Regions from separate parts of the Homo sapiens genome. Here region 2 is linked to region 1. A link is a loop called in an ENCODE intact Hi-C map of the cell type or tissue named here. Cell type or tissue: natural killer cell. All regions are shown on one strand.

Region 1 (8,000 bases):
TGTAATCTCAGCTACTGCGGAGGCTAAGGCAGGAGAATAGTTTGAACCTGGGATGCGGAGCTTGCAGTGAGCCGAGATCATTCCACTGCACTCCAGCCTGGGCAACAAAGCGAGACTCCAACTCAAAAAAAAAAAAAAAAAAGAAATGTAGTTACCAAACTATTAAAAATGTATTTGCAATGTAGCAATATAGGTGCTTCTTTATTGGCATCTGAACATAAGATTTAGTTATGTTAGTCTTGTGACTAGCAGAATTTCAAAGTAGTGAGTAGGTAGAAGTGATCTTCTGACATATCTGCAAATTGCTGTGATATGAAAATATATGTGATTTCAAGTGGTCATAAAACCACAGGTATTGCTAATACTGTTACAGTTTGTTACCAATATTTATAAGTGAAGAAAATGCTAGATTTCAGTGAACAGATAGTGAAAATAAAGATGTCATTTCCCCCTGATGCAAGTTTTATGATTGCCATATTAAAAACCATTGTTTTGGGTCGGGTGCAGTGGCTCATGCCTGTAATCCCAGCACTTTGGGAGGCCGAGGTGGGAGGATCACTTGAGGTCAGAAGATTGAGACCAGCCTGGCCAACATGATGTAAACCCCGTCTCTGCTAAAAATGCAAAAATTAGCCAAGTGTGGTGGGTCATGCCTGTAATCCCAGCTACTTGGGAGGCTGAGGCAGGAGAAAGGCTTGAACCCAGGAGGCAAAGGTTACATCAGTGAGCCAAGATTGTGCCACTGCACTCTAACCTGCTGAGCAACAGAGCAAGACTCTATCTCAAAAAAAAAAAAAAACCCCACAAAAAACAAACAAACAAAAAAACCTAAACCATTGTTTTAAAAGTTTCTAGACACTTCTCACTCAGATGGAGACCAAAAATCACCTTTGACAGTGACTTTTATTTTTCATTCTTGGAAGGATCACTTGTGTGGCCTCTGTCTACCCAGACACGGAGGTGCCTAACTGCTCTGTGGAGTGGATCATGCAATACTATTTGTTGTTTGACAAAGTCTCTGCTCTATAATCTTTAAAGTATTGGGTTTGGGGAAGTAGACAGGAGGGACATTCTTACACAGGGCTCCGGGAACCTCCAAGGAAACAGAGACCTCAATCTCTTCCCTTTGGAATTTAAGGGAGCTGTGGTTACAAGTACCGGCTCTGGAGTCCGCCTTCCTAGGTTCAAATCCTCCCGCCAGTTACAAGCTATGCTACCTAATCTCTTGATAGCTCCATTCCTTCATCAGAAAAATGTGGCAAAAGTTGAAAGGATTCCTATGAGAATTAAATGAACAAAGTACTTAGAACAGGCTTTTAAGTATTAATGTCATTACTGTTTCTGTTATTGAAGAACTGCTTTGAGAACTGAGGTGGTGCTGACTAATGTCTGAGGCTGGCTTGCATGGATACCAGGAATTTCCAAGACAGAACTCATATCAGGAAGGGATTGTCTGGGCTTGTGGCCAGGATCAACATAGGACCTTGCTTGTTGGTTTCAGGGCAACCTTTGGATGAGGCTGGAAATTGCTCCTGCTTCTGCTAGTCTGCATGGGCTTAGGGCACTGAGTAGGTGAATGCAAATAAAAGAACTATAGTCATAAGGGCCCTGCTGTGAAGTACCACAGAGAGAGGGATCTTTCTCCTTTTAAGAAACTTCACGGTCTGAGCAGTAGGATCATTGGAAACCAGAGTAGACAATGACACAGGGTCTTCAAGAAACTATCTGGCAGCAGCATTAAACAATGAAAATGAAAGTCAGGACTGATCAGATTCACAGTTTTCTCTCCTCTTGGAAAAACTTCCAGAATTCTTGGGGGCAATTCTGGGCAAGTGAGCACTTAAGTAATAAAATTAAAGATGTGTAATAAGCTTGTTTGTGTCTGAATGTGGCAAGATAGTCATGCTATTAAAAATATTCTTTAGATGGATATTATAATTATTTTAATTCTGTGAGTATATGTAGCCTTGGAAGTGGCACTAGGATTGGGGAATAAAGGAGAAAACCAATCTAGAATTTAAAAATATACTTGAGACTTGTTTTACAAGTAATTTGTATTAGCCCTTGTTTTAAAATATCACAAACCTTGGCTGGGTACAGTGGCTCACACCTGTAATCCCAGCACTTTGGGAGGCCAAAATGGGAGGATTGCTTGAGCCCAGGACTTCGAGACAAGCCTGGGCAACATAGTGAGACCACATCTCTTAAAAAAAAAAAAATTAGCCTGACGTGATGGTGCGTGCCTGTTGCCCCAGTTACTCAGGAGGCTGAAGTGGGAGGATTGCTTGAGCCCAGGAGGTTGAGGCTGCATGAGTTGTGATGGCACCACTACATTCCTGCCTGGGTGAGAGAGTGAGACCCTGTCTCAAAAATAAAAATAAGATAAAATAAATGCAAATCATTTTTTAGTTTTCTGCAGTAGTATTGATAATTCAAAGTTAATTCAACTTTTCCCCCTACAACTTCCAGAAACAGATGCAGAAATTCAAACCATAACAAATACTTTCTGAAGTGACAATGAGTCATATCAGAAGTGTGATGATCACGCAGATGGGCTGATATAACTCATGATCACCCATCCGGACTGTGGACGTTCTTGTTTTTCAAACGTATTTGAATGCGTTTGATAAAAGCTGTAAATTTCTGGCTAGTCTGTAAATTGCAAGCATTCTCTTTGGGGCTTACATGTCTACTTCCCTTAGCTGGGATCAGCGACTTCTCTTGGGCCTTTCCTCCAGCAGGCTGGGTCCCCTCTCTGTACAGAAGTTAAAAGGATGTTGTCAAGCACAGAAAGGTAAAGTACGTGGAGAAGCAAGAGACTGAGGTTCTTGTCTTCTCTCCACCATTTAGTGGCCACGCAATCTGGATAAGTCACTTAACCTTACTGGATAAAAAATGCCTTCGCTACCGAAGATGGGAACTGGACCAAATAATCCCTTAGGCTCACTGCAAAACAGCAATACTTCTATCCAGCTGCTAAAATTTTGTACGATGTCTCTGGGCAGGATTATTGTCTTTTAACATTCCCTTCTTTTTTCAAATATTATACAATGATAATTTATTGCTAGTTAAAATTATTTAACCAAGAATTTGCACTATTAGTACTTCTTTTTTTCCCCAGCTAAAGAATTGCTGAAATGTTGGCATTACAAATTTAAGAATTTTTGCTAACATAACTCTGCTTTCCATATGTTATTTCAAAAATGGGCTGGGCATAGTGGCTCATACCTGCAATCCTGGCACTTTGGGAGTCTGAGGCAGGAGGATCGCTTGAGCCTGGGAGGTCGAGACCAGCCTGGACAACATAGCAAGACCCCATCTCTACAAAAAAAAAATCAGATGGGCATGTTGGCACGTGCCTGTGGTCCCAGCTACACAGGAGGCTGAAGCAGGAGGATTGATTGGGCCCAGGAAATCAAGGCTGCAGTGAGCTGTATTTGTGACACTGCACTCCAGCCTGGATGACACAGTGAGACCCTGTCTCAAAAAAAATTTTTTTAATGTAGTAAAATGTGTAGAATTAATGATCTTGATCCTAAATCATTAGCAACACTGTCAACTTGAAGCACTAGAACAGAAAAGAGAAGCTGTTCTCTGGTATCACAAAGGCCACCAAAACTCTTGTTTGCGGTTAGTGCTGTGAGAGGTTCAACTTTAGAGTCCCAAGTTCCTTGTGGGTTGTGAGACCACAGGCCAGTTTTTTAGTATCTCTTTTTTGCTACCTGTAAAAGGAGAGTTGCTTTATGAATTAAATAACTGCAAAGCTTTATAGATAGCGTCACACTGTAAAGGGTAGATATTTACCAGCATTTTATAAATTAATTGTGCTAACAGAAGGAAATTCTTTTCCAATATTTTTTTCTCTGATTAAAAATATTTTTATTTGTCATATCATAGTCTCTGGCTACAGATTGCCAAATACAAGCTGTTATTTTATTTGCAATAATTTTCATTATCTTAAATTCAAATCTCGATATAATGTGATACATTTGCTATGTTTTGATTCTTTAAAACAGGATGTTTTTATTAGAATAGTCGTACTCTAGCCACAGTAAGAATGAAAAAATTGAAAGACTCAAAAACAAGTCATCATTACTTTGTTTATTTTCATCCAAGTATAATACGTACTTGAATATCATCTCTAAAATACCATTTCTACCAAATGAATTTGTTCACTAGTGTGGAAATATAGAAGGGAAAATAAAATTAAGGAAACTTTTAAGGAATTATTAGAAGTTAGACGTGTGTTTTTGACAACAAAGCAGTGGAAATGCCTCAACACTGTGAACAATTTAATAGGGTAATATTTTAAAATCTATACTTTAATAAATATCAATTATATACACAATTAAGTTGGTTTTTCAAGAACCTGATCTAGACACAAAAACAAGGATGTGCAAATCCCAATTTAAATTTTTTTATTTCATTACATACAGAATATTTTACTAAAGTTGCTTAATATACAATCTCTCTCTTGTCGCTTTGAAGACCTTTGTCATGAAAACAATAATTCATTTGCCTGATATTTTGCAATAACATTCTTCTCAGTTATTATATTTAGTCTCATTACTGAATAAAATTTGTGTTCTCATGAAACAGTTTTCAGTGTCTTAGCAGTTTCTGGGGAACTCTGATGCATTAATCAGCTTGTCACTTGACTAGCCCATAGAGTGGTGTGCCATGCAGAAGTGAGAAGATGTGGCTTTCTCACTGCAAAGCTTCCCATCCATTAGACTTGTGTGTATCTTTTCTGTCAGGAAATGTTCTGCAGTTTTGAGATAAGATTGCTTCATGTCTGACTGCTTAGTTGGCAATGATCACAGCTTGTGAGTTCGGTTTCACCAAAAATGTCCGTGGACCTCACCTGTAAACTTTAATCCATGCACTTTTTTTTTCTTTGAGGTGTAGTCTTGCTCTGTTGCCCAGGCTGGAGTGCAGTGGCACGATCTCAGCTCACTGCAACCTCTGCCTCCTGGGTTCAAGCAATTCTCTGCCTTAGCCTCCCGAGTAGCTGGGATTACAGGTGCCTGCCACCATGCCGGGCTAATTTTTTGTATTTTTAGTAGAGATGGGGTTTCACCAGCTTGGCCAGGCTGGTCTTGAACTCCTGACCTTGTGATCCACCCCCTTGGCCTCCCAAAGTGCTGGGATTACAGGTGTGAGCCACCACACCCAGCCTATTCCATGTACTTCTTACTTTGCCTTCCCTGGGAAATCAGTTTCCTGGAATATACCAAGGGGCACATTCTACTCCTTTTGCAGCATTCCCAGAAAACCATCGGCGTCCATGCATATGTATACATGTTTGCATATGCATGAACATAGTCATTCATTCTGGCTTCCTTTTCGAGTGGCTTGCGTCATTCTGCCGTGTATTTCCAGAGATTTCCCAGAGATTCCCCAGCGCCCCTCTGATGACTGGCTTATTAGCTTTGCTTGCCTTCATGTCTCTGTATCAATTTCCCCCGTCACCTATCTGTATTCCTTGCACCTTTCAAAAGACTGCCATTTTAGTCCCTTCCCCCAAACCCTGCAAACAGGAATGAGCTATTGTTTCTGTGTTGTATCGTTCAGCTTTCTGGGATTCTGCCATACGGTCTAAGTTTGGAAGTGTTCAGAAAACCCTTCAACTCAATCCCAGTTTGTCTGCTCTTTCTTCATCGTGTCAGAACTGGCAATGGCGTTCTGGTGGCTTGGATGGATACCGCTTTACTGCCTGATATAGTTTGGCTGTGTCCCCACCAAAATCTCATCTTGAATTGTAGCTCCAATAATTCCCATGTGTTGTGGGAGGGACCTGGTGGGAGGTGAATTACAGGGATGGTTTCCCCCATACTGTTCTTGTGGTAGTGAATAAGGCTCCCAAGATCTGATGGTTTTATAAGGGAAACCTCTTTCACTTGGTTCTCGTTTTTCTCTCGTCTGCCACCATGTAAGAGATGCCTTTCGCGTTCCGCCATGATTGTGAGGCCTCCCCGACCAGGTGGAACTGTGAGTCAATTAAACCTCTTTTTCTTTATAAATTATCCGGTCTTGCATATGTCTTTATCAGCAGCATGAAAATGGACTAATAAACTGCACATCTTTCAGGAAGCCACTGACTTACCCAGAAGTTTGTCCACACATCTGGTCTACTCACCAATCAAGGCACATATGTTGTCAAACTAGCTCTTCATTGTCACTGGGGACAGAGAACCTATTTCAATTCTCCATCTATTATTAAAGACTGTTATTTCTCATAATTCGCTGGGCTCAGTTGAGATGTTCTTCTGCTCCAGTGAGTGCGTGCTATGGTCACTCCTGTAGCTGCATTTAGTTTCTGCTGAGGCAGCAACATTCAAGTTGAGGTTGGTCGTTCACACATCTGGTACCTCAGCTGGGTGATGGGACTGGCTCGGCCTCTGTTTCTTTTCTTTTTAAATTTTTTTTTTTTTTTCAGAGAGAGGGGTCTGCTCTGTGGCCCAGGCTGGGGTGCAGTGGTGCAGTCATAGCTCACTGCAGCCTTGAACTCCTGGGCTCAAGTGATCCTCCTGCCTCAGTCTCTCAAGTAGCTGGGACTACAAGCACACACCACCATGTCCAGCTAATGTTTTATTTTCTATAGAGATTGGGTTTTGCTGGCCTGGAACTCCTGGCCTCAAGCGATTCTCCTGCCTTGACCTCCCAAAGCACTGGAATTACAGGCATAGACCACTGTCTCCATGTGGTTTCTCACCATGTTATAGTCTAGCCTATAATAAATGGCTTCCAAGAAAGCGAAAGTGGAAGCTACAAGTTCTTTTAAGGCCTTGGCTTAGAAGTCTAGGTGAAGTGATGTCCCATCACTTCCATTATGTTCTCTTGGTCAAAGCAAGATACAGCATAGCCCAGATTCAAGGGGGAGAGAGATAGATTGATGAATCTTGATGAAAGGAGTGGCTTGCACATTCAGGGACTGTGGCAATTATTGGCAACCATCTTTGGAAATGATCTACCATTGCACCTAATCACCCTCACTGGTGGTCAAAACATCTTGTTTCTTCTCCTTTCCTAATTACTTTGACTACTCTGGCCAGAGATTTACTTCCCATTTTCACTGGGTCTTCAATCTACAAAAGCTAGTCCTCTCTTGATAATATGCCTCTTTTATACATATTCGACAGGGCATAGCAGTACCAGTGGGTATGCAGCAGAGATATCACTTATATAACAGCATTGGTAGTACCTTTGGTAATTATTTAAATAGTTCCTTTTGTGCTTAAATCTAATTAATTATTTAAAACAAAACAAAACAAAACAAAAAAACTGTAGACTTCTCAAGATGAATCTGTTTACATAGTCTTTACGAGAACCTGGAAACTTTGCTGTAGCTATTCAACTGTTCCTGTCATATAATCCTCTTCGCGTCATTTTATAAGAGGCACACATAACAGGAAGTTCGAGCTGACTACTTGCAAAATTAGCCTCCTTTTCCTAGAATTTTAATGGGTGTGAGATCTAAGAAATTTATAGTTGCTCTTCTGGAGCTGCTGCTTGAAGCAACTAGTTGGCTTTGTCCTTGGGGAAACCTGTCGAGCCTTTCTGTCTCATTATCTCTCAGAGTTTTCTCCTAATGGAATAGGACGATGGACCTTAATGGTTTATCCTTCTTTCCCCATCCCCTCTCCTCAGAGAGTGCTTCTTGAATTAAAAACAGGTAGGAGATCAGTCTTCATGTAGAAGTGTTTCTTCCTTTTTTATCTTTTTTATTCTCCTCCTTTTTTTTTTTTTTGAGACAGAGTCTCACTCTGCTGCCCAGGCTGCAGCGCAATGGCATGATTTCAGCTCACTGAAACCTCTGCATCCTGGGTTCAAGCAATTCTTATGTCTCAGCTTCCCGAGTAGCTGGGATTACAGGCATTCGCCACCATGCCCGGCAAATATTTTTTTTTCTGTATTTCTTAGGAGAGACGGGGTTTTGCCATGTTGGCCAGGCTGATCTCAAGCTCCTGACCTCAGGTGATCCACCCATCTTGGCCTCC
Region 2 (8,000 bases), 55 kb after region 1:
AAGAAAATATGTAGTCTTGGTTATCATAGTCTTATAAACGTCCTCCCCAAGGTATAGCTTAATGTTATAAATGACCTATTGTCCTGTAGTCCTCACAAATCTTTAACGTTACAAAAACCAGTCAAGCAGTCTGAAACATCAGAAATCATCCTTTCTAAACAGAGAGGTAAAAATGTCTCCCGAATGAAGAAAAGAGTCTTTGGTGCATCAATTTTTTGTGCGTTTCTCACAGCATTCCTTTTTTTCCTTATATTGAAGATGTTCATATATACCAGTGAGATATATTTGTATCTGCTATGTATTTAGTGTGTATATACATAGTATACATGTATATGCATTCTATATACACATATTTATTTATATAGTGTGTGTATATATACACATAATCTATGTAGAGATATAGCATATCTATGTACACTCATTCACTGTTATATATCAGTAAGAATCTTCAATATAAGGAAAAAAATTATGGAGATACATTATAGCTATCAGTATATATACATACTATGTAAACAAATATATGTATATATAGTTTCTATACATTTATATTATATACATAATATATAATCATGTATATACACAATATAATATAATATACATAATATATATACATAATATTATATAACAATTTGCATATGCATAATTATATGGAATGTATATGCATAGTATATATATACATAATGTATAATGTATATATACATACATATATAGTATAATGTATCTAGTGTGTATATATACATTATATATTATATATGTAGTATATATTATGTATATATGTAGTATATACTATGTATATAATATATACATAATATGTATACATAATACGTATGTGTATACATAATGTGTATACACAATATGTATATAATGCTATATATTCTGTACATTATGTATTATGTATATAGTGTATATACATATATATTATGTATATATCAAATGTCAGGTAGACTCTTGATATTTGTGATTCATCTTTCTGAATCCCCAAATCCACACTTATGGAAATCTTACACGTTTCTAGCTTTCCCCTGAATCATCTTTTTTGTGGAAAGTCACTTGTTAGCCAAATAAGAAACCTTACACTCCAAATCAGAAACTTCAACTTTCAAGATTTCCATAGGCCTGGAGACTTTTTATATATCGAAACTTCCCAATCATTTTTTAAAAGTTATTTTATGAAGGTAAGGACATTCATGATGATGAATAAAGAATAACAAAGACAAAATGAGAGGCCCATGTGGAGTGGACTGGGTGAGTGAGGTAGGCTCGCCACTTACACAAGCTTGGGAGCAGCATCCGGATGTCAACCTGAGTTTACGTTTCAATTCCTGGCCTCAGCAGCATTTCAAATTACTACATGGCATAGATCTTTAGGGTTGCAAGTCAAGCCTGGAAATGTTAAGCTACCAAATGCACACTTTTCCAGTAGTGGTTCTATGGCTAATAATGTTAAGGTATCATTTTCTTGTCAGGTTTCTTTCTCTCTCAAGGATGAGCAAGATAATTCATATCTTACCCACCCAGGTCTTAAATTAGAAAGCTTGTGGTAAAGTTCCCTACTGTCAAATTTTAACACTGGGCTCAGAATTCCCATTGCAAATTTACACTTGTTTTTCCAATTAAAATGGGCTTTTGTGAGTCCCCTGCTGATAGCCATTGGCTTGATAAAAAGTAACTTCATTTGCAGCAAGGGTGTTTAGGGAACCCAGTGCAAGGCTGACTCTTCTGCTGTTGCCTTGAGCCCAGCTGTGCTGAAATATTAAACTTTAGTAAATTAGGTGAAATTGCAGCTTCCTGGCTGATACAATAATGCCTTTTTCTTTTTCTGCAAACCATGTTCAGCATTAGTTTTCTGCACAATTTTCTGCACTGAGATAAAAATTGGAATATCTTTCAAATCCAGGCAACTCTTCATTTTCTAGATGATTGTGCCATATTCTACTTATTTAACAAACGGCTTAAACTTTGAAATATGTAGAACTAGATTTCTGTATTATTCTATCACTACCTGAGTATAGCATTACTTTATGTCATACTCAGATGAAGCAACTGAATCCCTACAAATATTAGTTTTATATAAAAGTAGAAGCCTGTTTTTATTCCTGATTAGTACATATATTAACAGCAGTGATGAGCTATAGAAGGAAATCACATTCCTAGTCACATTTATTTTTAGTTTTTTTGCTCCATTTTCTCTTTAAAAATAACACTAGTTCTTATGTGCTTTTATTCATTGACTAAACATTTATTGATCAATTATTATGTGCAAACTTCTGTTTTGTATTCAACAAGATGTTTTTAGAGTAAATCCGGAATTAGCAGAAAGAGACTAGGGACACTGGTATCTCTTGCCTTGATATATGTTTTCTTGTGATGGAATCTTTGGTGACAGCTTTATTTGGCTGTCTGGCCTGGTTGCTCCCAAATGGCTCTCACTTGGGCCTCTTTCAGGTGAAGACCATATGCTTCTAGGAGATGTCAGTTGAAATATCATATTTTTGTTGCTTGGGAAAGTTAACTCATGAAAGCCTTTTCAAAATTGAAGTCATTTCAAAAGATCTTATCAAGGTACTCCCAAGATGGTGGAATCCAAGGGTTGCATTTGGAAAAATCTCGAAACTATACAAAAGTAAGAGTGAATAATTTTATAAGCCTGCATATAACCACAATGGAATTAAAACCTAGGGAAGTGGCTAAGTGGGGGCTTGGGCAGTCAGGATAGTTTAGGGCATAGAGAGTTGAGACCCACTTTTAAAAAAATAGAGAGCCAGTCTGTTTCATAGTGTCATTGGATCACTCTCCTGCAACAGATGAGATACTCGTAAATGAGATACTAACCAATATGATCTAGACCGTGGTTTAGTTCTGGCTGCCATAAGAAGGATACCATAGGCTGGGTGACCGAAAGAACAGAAATTTATTTTTCACAGTTCTGGAGGGTAAGAAACCCAAGATCAGTGTGCCAGCATGGTCAGGTTCTGGTGAGGGTCCTCTTCCTGCTTGGCAGAAAGCTGCCCTCGTGCTGTGTCTTTACACTGCACAGAGCAGAGAGAGAGGAGGCAAATTCCCCGCTGCCTGCTCTTATGAGGGAACTAATTCCACCAGGAAGCCTCCACCCCATGAACTAATCAGGTATGAAAGGCCCCACCTCCAGATACCACCACATTAGATTGGGGATTTGGGTTTCAACATATGAATTTTGTAGAGACACAAACATTCAGCCCATAGCAGTGTTAAAAGAAAAACATCAGACAAATTAAATTTAGCACAGTTTATTCGAGCAAAGGGTTCATGAATTGGGCAGCACTCACAACCAGAGGAGGTCCAGTGAGGTCCACCCCATGGTGTGAGCAGCAAAGCCTGATAGGCCAAACTCAGAAGCACAGTGGAGAAACTGATTGGCTATAGCTATGCAGGCTGCCTTGTGGGGCCTGGTATAATGAGTTGGTTGCCCATGATTGGCCAGTAGCCCCCTGTTCATTACAGCCTAATGTAGGTTTCCATTGTTAGGTGGGAACTCAACGTACAGAGACAGCCTCAAGCTAATGGCCTCTTGCTTATTTAAGAGCAGTATGCAAACTTTTCCTGGAAAGTTTCAAATGGTAAATATTTTAGGCCCTGTGGGCTATGCCACCTCTGTCATCACTACTCAATTCTGCCCTTGCAGCCCTAGATCATACAGCCATATGCAGTCACTGATAATACAAAGCCATGGGCATGGAGGTTTTCCAATAAAACTATTTGCAAATACAGGCAGGGGCTAAACGGGTCTCCAGGTAGTAATGTGCTCATGCCTAAAGGTCTCCTAGCCCCTCATACCAGTTCGCTGTCCCTCTGAATCTGGGTTGAAGTAAGCACAGGTTACTGCTTCTGTTCAGTGTCATGATCCACCCAGCAATTCCCCAGTCCCCAGCTTTCTTCATGCGTGGGAGGATCCAGCCAAGCGACTGCACAGTTTTGAAAGTTTTTGAAGCGGCCCCTTTTTCTCCTCTCCTCTCTCCGCAGGCAGAGTTGTGGTGTGGCTGGGTGGTCTGCGTGGGCGTCCGGGGGATTCGCGGGCACTCGGGACGAGGCGAGGGCGCAGAAAACTTGGAGCCCAATCAGCACGGAGTTGAGCTTCCGCGCCCCAACCTTCAGGTGACCCCGCGCGGCGGCGGCGGCAGCAGCAGTGGCAGCGGCGACCGGAGCCCGCAGCAGCTCCGAGCGCCTCCGGGAGGACAGGCGGCGAGCTCGGCGAATCGTCATCTGCCAGCCGATCGCGGCGCTCCGCGGGCCGGGGCCGGGAGCCCGGGGCGAGCCCGAACGCGGCTTCTTCTCCGCCCGCCGCGGAGACTCTGCCGGGTGGGCTGCGGGCGCCCCTCGCTGCCGCCTGTGAACGCTGTGGGTGCGCGGGGCTGCGGCCACGGCGGCGGTGGCGGCGGCGGCGGGAGCCGCGAGTCGGGGCCGCCCGGGCTGTGCTTCGCCCCGGCAGCAGCGGTGGCGGCGGCGCCTGTGGCTCAGGATGCGGCCGGGGGGCGCACTGCTCGCCCTGCTCGCCAGCCTGCTGCTGCTGCTGCTGCTGCGCCTGCTCTGGTGCCCGGCAGACGCGCCCGGCCGCGCCAGGTAACCCACCCACCCGCCGGCCGCGCCCCGCGCCGCGCGCCCCGCCTGGCGCCCCCGGACCCCCAAGCCGCCCATCGCTTCCCCTCGGGCGCGGAGACTTTTGGCCGCGGCGGGGAGCAGCCCACGGGCGGCGACGGCCTGAGAGTGGAGTGGGGGAGGGGGTCGCAGGGAGGCGACCCTCCGACCGGTGGACGGCGGCTGGGGAGCAGAGGGACCGGTCAGGGCTGCGGGGGCTCTAGCGCGCATCGCTGTGGGCGAGGCAGCTGTGGAGCGGGACCTGCCGTCGGGTTCCGCATCAGGATCTCATGCTCCCCATTCTGGTCCTTGCTGTCTCTTCCTTCCCGCCCTAAGGCTCTTCCAACTCTGGGGCTGGGGACCTGGCCTGGGAGCCGGGGAGTGCGAGATCTCCCTGCCAGGCAAGGAGCGCGACTCCCAGCCTTTCAGCCAACAGCTCCCGGCGGGGTGTAGCAACTTAAGTTTTCTCCCCGGCTGTGCAGGATTCTGGTGGAGGAAAGCAGGGAGGCCACCCACGGCACCCCCGCAGCGCTGAGGACGCTCCGGAGCCCGGCGACCGCGGTACCGCGCGCCACTAACAGGTACAGCGGCGCCCAGCGCGGGCGGACTGGGGCTCGGGAGCTGCGAGCCGGGCATGGGGCGCGGCTGCACCGGCTTGGACTCGTTGGGAGTAGGCAGGCTGGGACGGCGCGAGTGAGTGTAAGAGTGTGCGTGTGTTTGAAGAGGGCGCGGGGTTGGGGGGGGGCACCCTTCACACTCCCTCAACCCTCTAAGCCTGGATGTGAATGGTCTTTGAATCAAGGGGGATCCTCCAGCAGCTGCATTTGAAAAACGGGTGCTGAGTTTTCCTCTCGACAATGGTGTGTTGAAAGCACCCCCGCCCCCGACCCCGCCACCTTTGGAGAGAAGCAGCTCAGCCTGTCTTTATGGAGGGATTTGGTTGGTTTGCTTTTTCTTTTCTATGCTTTAAAGGGCACCGGTGTTAAGATTCAGGTTTGTTTTGCGTGCTAGGAATGATTTTGTCCTTAGTGACTGGAGGCTTAAATTTTTTTTCTTATCATTCACATGTGTTTTTATTCATAGGCAGTAATTGTTTTTTTTTCAGATTGTAAAAGTAATACAGCTTTGTGCAGAAAGTTAGAAAATAGAACTGTATAAAAGAAAATGTTATTCATTCAGAGTCCTTACCTCTCAGAGACCATATTCAAGGTGGTTTTGGTCTATATTTCTTCCAGTAGTCTTTTCTATATACATATATTTCAAAAATATAACTTAGATTATACATTGCAGTTTATGTTCTGCCTTTTTTCTAAAAATCCTAGACCTATACCTGTCATTACATTCCCCTCCCCCCACAAAAACATTGCTTTGGATTGTTGCATAACTTATTATCTGAACATGCCATAATCTATTTAATAGTTTCCATTTTCAGACATTTAGGTTGCTTCTTGTTTCTGTTTTATTTTGTTTGCCATCAGTAATTCTATGAAATGCATCCTTGTATGTAAATCTTTATCTTCATTTCAAATTAATTACCCAAGATGGACAGACAGGAGTTGAGATTAGTAAGTCAAAGAGTATGTACTCTTTAGATTCTAAGTCACATTGTCAGTTGCTTCCTCGAAGGGCTGAATCAATTTACATTTTCACAAGCAGAATGTACTGCTTCCTGCCTTAGCATTGCTATTATGATTGCAATCTGCTATACGGTCTCTTTTCCTCTTTTTATCTCTTGCAAATCCCTTTTCTTCTGCGTATGCTTCTCTATATTCTTGGCTCTTGGATCCACCTTAATCTTCTGATGGTGTAACTCCAGGAAGCTCTAGCACGGCTCTAAGAAGGGTCTGGAAGTGGCTGGATAAACCCTGAATTGAGGAACACCACTGCCTGCCACCCCCTCATTGGAATTTCACAGCATATTAGAGGCACTAGGACCTCCTGGAGTAACAAAAGCTTTTGAGAAAAATAGTGTCCTATAGTTTTATTCTATTCAGGTTGGTGTACTATAGGTAGCCTAGCTTTCTTGATGAGCTGAGAAGCATTCCATCTTTTCCCGAGTCCTGTGGCTATTACACATTCGAGGGTTGACCCTTGGGGAAAGTTGGAAAGAATGTACTCATTAAATGGTTTGATCTCAGGTCGTTTTTAGAGGTAATCTTTGATGAATTTTTCACTTTCTTTTGACATACTTCTTTTCTACTTGGCATACTTCTTGGGCTAATATAGGTAACTCATAATTCTGAATATGGCCCATTTTATTAAGCTTTCTAAAATTTATACCATTCTGTGTTTGTAAAAGCCTCTTTATGTTTTGATTTATTTTATGTCCCCTTTATCATTTATGATTTTGGTTATTTATGGAGCAGGGGTGCAAGTTTTAATCCACCATACTACTTGGTTGTATAGAGAAATTGTAATTTCTTCATTTTTCTGGAGCTGGTCTGATCTTCCCACATGAGCCTCATGGTAATAATGCTGGTAGGAATAAGGAGAGCCAACAGTTAATGAACTCTTCTTATGGGCCAGACACTGATCTAAGCACTTGACATTTTTAATTTAAAAATTTTTCAAAATAGGTTTAGGGGGTAAAGTGCATTTTTGTTACATGGATATATTGCCTAGTGGTGAAGTCGGCATTTTAGTGCAACCGTCACCCAAATAGGGTGTACTCATTGTACCCAATGGATAATTTCTCAGCTCTCCCCTCACTCTCACTCTCCCACCTTTCTGTGTCTCCAGTGTTTATTATTCCACAATCTGTGTCTATATGTACACATTATTTAGCTCCTATTTATGAGAACATGTGGTATTTGACTTTCTGAGTTATTTCATGTAAGAGAATGGCCTCCAGTTCCCTTCCTGTTGCTGTAAAAGACATTAAATCCTTCTTTTTTTATGGCTGAGTTCTAGTATGTGGTACATATATGCCACATTTTCTTTATCCAGTCCTCTACTGAGGGACACTTAGGTTGATTCCATGACTTTGCTGTTGGGAATAAGCACTTTACATTTAATTCATTGAATCCTTAAGAAATACTAAGACAAACTATTGTTATTCTAATTTTTACAGAGGGGCAAATCGAAGCAACAAGATGAAGTAAATTGCCCACAGTCACAGAGTTAACACATTGTGGAGCCTGGAGTGAAACCCAGGCCAGGAGAATCCAGAATCCCACACGTTTAATCTCCCACTGTGTTGCCTGCCATAGGTGCTGGGAAAGATGGTGTGTGTGTGTGTCTGTGTGTGTGTGTGTGTTCAAATATTCAATCCAGGCAAAAGCTTAGAGGTGACAATTGAAGAGACTCTTTCTGGCAATATTTGTTCTTTCTGAGGAAAAATGCCCAGGCTCTCGGATTGCTCCTACCATCTCATCTCACTTTAAGATGCT

Evidence for each region. A loop is a pair of places that touch in the nucleus more often than their neighbours do. Peaks named below come from ENCODE experiments on the same cell type or tissue, not always from the same donor. Only the 100,000 strongest peaks of a DNase experiment are listed, where the experiment ranks them.
Region 2: a loop joins it to region 1, with 6 times the contacts of the local background. A loop is called at or near these places in 7 of 110 quality-filtered maps.

The regions. Positions count from the first base shown.
Region 1 is chr10:17,506,062-17,514,061 of GRCh38, reverse strand. No RefSeq gene overlaps it. Among named protein-coding and RNA genes, the nearest start is that of ST8SIA6, 55 kb to the right of the region's middle. In natural killer cell, no CTCF peak of the experiment used is centred here; DNase peaks (open chromatin) are centred at 2,571, 3,641, 4,701 and 6,821; H3K27ac peaks cover 6,609 bases.
Region 2 is chr10:17,450,751-17,458,750 of GRCh38, reverse strand. ST8SIA6 (ST8 alpha-N-acetyl-neuraminide alpha-2,8-sialyltransferase 6) reads left to right here and starts at 4,156. Exons shown (of 8, transcript NM_001004470.3): 1 at 4,156-4,596; 2 at 5,094-5,192. The coding sequence starts at 4,496. In natural killer cell, a CTCF peak has its summit at 4,153; DNase peaks (open chromatin) are centred at 4,190 and 5,210; H3K4me3 peaks cover 1,863 bases; H3K27ac peaks cover 1,916 bases.